2 separate regions of the Homo sapiens genome follow, and region 1 is linked to region 2. Evidence: read pairs that join two places in POLR2A ChIA-PET (ENCODE). Cell type or tissue: Caco-2. All regions are shown on one strand. Each heading gives the region's core, and the rest is flanking DNA. Links, peaks and the distances in the headings are about the cores only.

Region 1 (2,904 bases), core at 227-2,726, 72 kb before region 2:
AGACTGGTCTCAAATTCCTGACAAGTGATCCACCCACCCTGGCCTCCCAAAGTGCTGGGATTACAGGTGTGAGCCACTGCGCCTGGCCCATTTTTGTTTATCAATAAAAATGTACTTAATGTTGAACTCTCCACATTTCAAATGGGTAACTCCAGTGTCCTTGATGCTCCTGCGACATGTTCGTGAGACTTCTCTTGGGTGTGAGAGTCTAGCATGTGGGTGGTCTGGACAGGAGGGGGAGGGAAGAGTGCAGAGCAGGGCAGGGTAAAGAGACCCCCTAGGATGTGAAGGCCGCCCTGCATTTGTCAGACTGGGCAACACCCACTCCATCAGATGGACCCTGGTATGGGCGGCAAGCCACCTAGGTGCCGAGGCAAGAGACCGAGGGCACGAGCTGTTCCGGTGTAATAAAATGCATAAAATAAGAATAGTTATACTAGATATAGATCATAAATATGATTATATATGAATATCATTCATCATTAGTTTGTAGCAATTACTCTTTATTCCAATATTATAATAATCCTTGCCTAAGCATAACCTAGGAAAAACTAGGAAATCATAACCTAGGAAAAACTAGGCCATACAGAGATAGGAGCTGAGGGGACATAGTGAGAACTGACCAGAAGACAAGAGTGCGAGCCTTCTGTTATGCCTGGACAGGGCCACCAGAGGGCTCCTTGGTCTAGCGGTAACGCCAGCATCTGGGAAGACGCCCGTTGCCAAGTGGACCGTGGTCTAGCGGTAGCCTCAGTGTCAAGGAAAAACACCCGCTACTTAGCAAACCAGGAAAGAGAGTCTCCCTTTCCCCGGGGGAGTTTAGAGAAGACTCTACTCCTCCACCTCTTGCGGAGGGCCTGACATCAGTCAGGCCCGCCCGCAGTTATCCGGAGGCCTAACCGTCTCCCTGTGATGCTGTGCTTCAGTGGTCACGCTCCTAGTCCGCCTTCATGTTCCATCCTGTGCACCTGGCTCTGCCTTCTAGATAGCAGCAGCAAATTAGTGAAAGTACTGAAAGTCTCTGATAAGCAGAAATAATGGCGTAAGCGGTCTCTCTCTCTCTCTCCTCTCTCTCTGCCTCAGCTGCCAGGAAGGGAAGGGCCCCCTGGCCAGTGGGCACGTGACCCACATGACCTTACCTATCACTGGACATGGTTCACACTCCTTACCCTGCCGCTTTGTCTTGTATCCAATAAATAGCGCAACCTGGCATTCGGGGCCGCTACCAGTCTCCGCGTCTTGGTGGTAGTGGTCCCCCAGGCCCAGCTGTCTTTTTCTTTTATCTTTGTCTTGTGTCTTTATTTCTACACTCTCTCATCTCCGCATACGAGGAGAAAACCCACCAACCCTGTGGGGCTGGTCCCTACACCCTGGCTTTGTAGACTGGAGCCTAGGCACGACTCAGCTGCTGTAGTGAATTGCGATCCTCCAAACCCAGCAAGGCACCTGCAGGACATCTGGCCCAGTCTCCTCGTTGAGCCAGTTCACGAAAAAGAGACTTTTCTGAGTGACATGCTAATGGGCAATATGAGGACTAAATGGGATGGTCTCCAACTTGGACAAACCAACAGTAAAAGCCACTTTGCGGGGAAAGAAACTTTTCCTTTTTTCTTTTTTTTGAGACAGGATCTCACCCTGTCACCCAGGCTGCAGTGCAGTGGCATGACCTTGGCTCACTGCAGCCTCAACCTCTCTCAGGCTCAAGCAATCCTCCCGCCTCAACCTCCCATGCAGCTGGGACCATAGGTGCATGCCACCACACCCAAATAATTTTTATATTTTTTGTAGAGACGAGGTTTCACTATGTTGCTCGGGCTGGTCTCAACTCCTGGGCTCAAGCAACCCTCCCACCTCAGCCTCCCAAAGTGCTCAGATTACAGGCAGGAGCCACCAGGCCTGGCCAACATAGGAAGAAATTTAAATTTGAATTGAATATTAGAAGAGATGAAAATTCATCAACATGGAAAGACAAAGATCATTAACTAAAGCCAAACCAGAATGGAAGCTGTGTGTACAGTGGGGTCTCATGCTGGGAACGCGAGGGGCACGTGCAGGGCTCCACGGTGTGGCGACGCCCCATGCTCCCTTTGTGGGGGTTCATCCAGCGGAACATGAGGACCTGGGGTGCTTTTCAACATGTACGTGAGTTTAATAATAAAAAGGTTTAAGGAAAGAAAAATTCATATGTTTCGATATAAACAGAACATCTGGAAAGATCTATTCTAAGGTGTTGACAGTAGGAATCTCTAGGTAGTAGTAATATGGCCTTTTTGAATTTTTGCTTATCAGTATTTTCTAATTTTCTTTTTCTTTCTAAATAATTCTAGCTATGAAATAATTTTCTACCATATATATTTTGTAATAAAAATGGTTATATTTAATTTTTTAAAGGCTGTACAAACTTCCTGATAAAATGGCAAATTAGACACACACATGTGGGCCGGGTACAGTGGCTCGCGCCTGTAATTCCAGCACTTTGGGAGGCTGAGGCAGGCAGATCACCTAAGGTCAGGAGTTTGAGACCAGCCTGGCCAACATGGTGAAACCCCGTCTCTACTAAATATACAAAAATGAGCTGGATGTGGTGGCACACACCTATAGTGCCAGCTACTTGGGAAGCTGAGGCAGGAAAATTGCTTCAACCCGGGAGGCAGAGGTTGTAGTGAGCCGAGATCATGCCACTGCACTCCAGCCTAGGCAACAAGAGCGAGACTCCAACTCAAAAAAAAATAAAAATAACACACACGTGAATAGGCTCCTCATGGAAGTCATCACAACAATGCAGAGGGAAGAGCTTCCAAAGTGTAAACCCAGAAGCGAGGAGCAGGAGGGTGCGCGCAGACGCAGAGAGCAGCAAGGTGCAGACTGAGAGGCGGAGGCTGGCCGTGGGGAGATGACTGATGC
Region 2 (2,847 bases), core at 348-2,847:
GGCAGCCCTGGTTCCCCAGCAGGGCTGGGGGCCTTACAGTCCTATAAGGTAGGGGCCACCTCCAGGAGGCAGGTGGAGGGCAGCCCTTGTTCCCCGGCAGGGCTGGGGGCCTTACAGTCCTATAAGGTGGGGGCCACCTCCAGGAGGCAGGTGGGGCTGGGGGTCTTCTGGTCCTAAAAGGTAAGGGGCTGCCCCCAGGACATGGGCGGGGCCTCCACACTCCTGGTCCTGTCCCCTCCAGGTGCACATCCATCCTGATGCTGGTCACCGGAGGACGGCTCAGCGGTCTGATGCCTGGAGCACCACTGCAGCCAGAAAGCGAGGTACAGACCTGGGCCCACACGCTCCCCGCCCGCCCGGGTGCAGTGCCCGGCACCACCATGCCACAGGCTAGGCACATGCCCAGCCGTGGATCTCCTGCCCCCATGGGCCTGGCCACCTTCTCCATATCCAGGCCAATCCAGAGCATTCTCCTCACTGTCCCTCTGAAGATTGGAGTTACTGAGAGACGTAGGAGATGGCCTGATGGCACCGTGACCTGCCCAGAGTCACCTGGTTGGTGGTGGCAGAGCCACAGCCCAGCCAGGCCTCCCTGCTGGGACACGCTCGTTTATGCCGAGGCCGTCAGCACAGAGCCTCCACAGTGAGGCACGGCTCTGCCTGCTGCCTCCACGCAGCGCCTGGCCGGGCCAAGCCTCAGGGTCACATCTGAAGGGGGCCCGGCTGGCCCTGTTGTCCGAAGCCCCTGGTGCGCTCAGCCCCGAGGCCCCACGTGCCTTCTTGGCTTCCTGTGCTCCGTGGCGTCTTCGAGTCGGTGCTGCCGGGGACGCTGTGTGGATGGGGTCTGTGAGTGTGCCCTCGGCTCCGTGTCCGGAGCCCTGTGGTTCTTGGGGTGTATCTGGCCCCACCCCCACTGCGTGGTGTCCAGGGTGGGGCTTCACGGCTGCAGCTGCGGGAGCTGCTGCCCCTGCCTTGTGCTCCAGTGGGGCCTTGCCTCTGGGCTTGGTTCGTCCCTCTCTGGAACATTCTTTCTCAGCTGCTGTCCGACCCATGGTGGCATGACGTGGCCCTGGCTGAAGCAGCCCTTGTGCGGTTGCTGTGGTTGGGTCTGCCTGGCCGAGCCGGAAGGGAAGGGCTGGGAGGGCGTCAGGGTGGCGTGGCTTGACCCCCGCTCGGTGATGGTCCTGCAGCAAGGCCTCTCCCAGCAGGAAGCGTCCATCCCGGGGGGAGGCCGGCGCCCCTCACGCAGTTGGGGTTGCGGGAGGCAGTGCGTGCCTGAGGCAGCCGGTGCACAGATTCCAAGGGCCTGGAATCTGTTTGTTCCATTGACCTCTGATGTCACTTGACTTCTCAGAAGCAGCCACTCCCTGCACTGGGCGTTTGTAGGAAATGAGCTCCTGGAGGAGGGGGTGGGGAAGTTCCCCCATTGCAGGGCACACTCAGCCCCAGGAAGGAAACGTGCCTCGTCCCTGCTGACTCCGAATCGCAGTCAGAGTCGTTCTGCTTGTGCCGTGTTGAATTCCCGGCATCCGGCATCCAGACTCAGCCTCCTCCCCAGGCCACGGCCGCCGTGGCCAGTCGGTCAAGCCCTTCTAGGAACTTCCTTTGAGCTGGCGCCCTTGTTCACTGCTGACGCCACTCAGAGGCTTGTGCACGTGTCCTGCTTCCAGGCAGAGCTGGGAACTCGCACCCCGTCTTCTGCACGCGGCCGTGGAATGTCGGGATGCCGGCGCTTCCTTCCCGTGTGCTCTTGGCGGGGTGGGCTTCTTGCCCTGAGCCGCATGTCACAGTTTCTGCAGAAGTTTAGGGTTGGAGTGGGCTGACCTCTCTGCAGGTGTCCCCAGCCTCTGCCTGGGGTCTGCCTCCTACTCCCAGGACCCCCTGTCCCCCAGAGGGGCCCCAAGCTGGCAGGCTCACACTCAGGGCAGCCTCCTTTGTTCTGACTTCTGCACAGTGGGCCTGGGTGGCTGCCCGCGGCTCGCTTGCTTGATGCCAGTGGGTGGAGAGGGTGATGGGCAGAGAGGCAGGTGGTCAGGCCCCCAGTCCCGTCCTCACACTCTGTGCCCTCTGCCGCCCCCCGCCCCACAGGGAAGGTGCTGAGCTACTGGTGCTTCAGTCCCGGCCACAGCATGCACGAGCTGGTCCGCCAGGGCGTCCGCTCCCTCATCCTTACCAGCGGCACGCTGGCCCCGGTGTCCTCCTTTGCTCTGGAGATGCAGATGTACGGGCCACCCCTGCCAGGGCCTGAGCACCGGTGACACCTCTGACATCAGCGGGGTGGAAGTGGTGGGGGTCCCCATGAGCCGGGTGCTGGGGGTCTCGGGCCTCGAGGGCTAAAGGGGTGCTGGTGCACTTCCCCACTGTCTGCTCCCTCTGGCCACGCTCAGCCCTTTCCCAGTCTGCCTGGAGAACCCACACATCATCGACAAGCACCAGATCTGGGTGGGGGTCGTCCCCAGAGGCCCCGATGGAGCCCAGTTGAGCTCCGCGTTTGACAGACGGTGAGGGCCTGTCCCTGGGCCCTGCTGGGGTGGGAGGTGGGGGAGCACTGAGGCCTGAGGTCCTGAGCAGTGGCCTCTCCGGCTCTAGGTTTTCCGAGGAGTGCTTATCCTCCCTGGGGAAGGCTCTGGGTGAGTGCCCTGAATGCCCCAGCTGTGCCCATCCTGGATCCTGGACCCCTGCTCCCAAGAGCTGGTAGGGAACCCTGCAGACATCCTGCCCCTGCCTTGACCCCGGCCCCTGCACTTCCAGGCAACATCGCCCGCGTGGTGCCCTATGGGCTCCTGATCTTCTTCCCTTCCTATCCTGTCATGGAGAAGAGCCTGGAGTTCTGGCGGGTGCGTCTCC

The links. Peaks named below come from ENCODE experiments on the same cell type or tissue, not always from the same donor. Only the 100,000 strongest peaks of a DNase experiment are listed, where the experiment ranks them.
Region 1: POLR2A ChIA-PET joins it to region 2 with 11 read pairs; 12 of 35 experiments call an interaction of 5 or more read pairs at or near these places.

The regions. Positions count from the first base shown.
Region 1 is chr20:63,613,724-63,616,627 of GRCh38, forward strand. The region is part of intron 2 of GMEB2 (glucocorticoid modulatory element binding protein 2); the gene reads right to left. Among named protein-coding and RNA genes, the nearest start is that of GMEB2, 12 kb to the right of the region's middle. RefSeq lists an enhancer at 236-405. In Caco-2, for the core only: a CTCF peak has its summit at 692 (motif pointing right); no DNase peak of the experiment used is centred there.
Region 2 is chr20:63,685,550-63,688,396 of GRCh38, forward strand. It overlaps RTEL1 (regulator of telomere elongation helicase 1), which reads left to right. Exons shown (of 35, transcript NM_001283009.2): 15 at 1-48; 16 at 242-323; 17 at 2,089-2,221; 18 at 2,388-2,501; 19 at 2,590-2,630; 20 at 2,752-2,837. RTEL1-TNFRSF6B (RTEL1-TNFRSF6B readthrough (NMD candidate)) reads left to right here. Exons shown (of 38, transcript NR_037882.1): 15 at 1-48; 16 at 242-323; 17 at 2,089-2,221; 18 at 2,388-2,501; 19 at 2,590-2,630; 20 at 2,752-2,837. Among named protein-coding and RNA genes, the nearest start is that of TNFRSF6B, 9.7 kb to the right of the region's middle. In Caco-2, for the core only: no CTCF peak of the experiment used is centred there; a DNase peak (open chromatin) is centred at 1,362.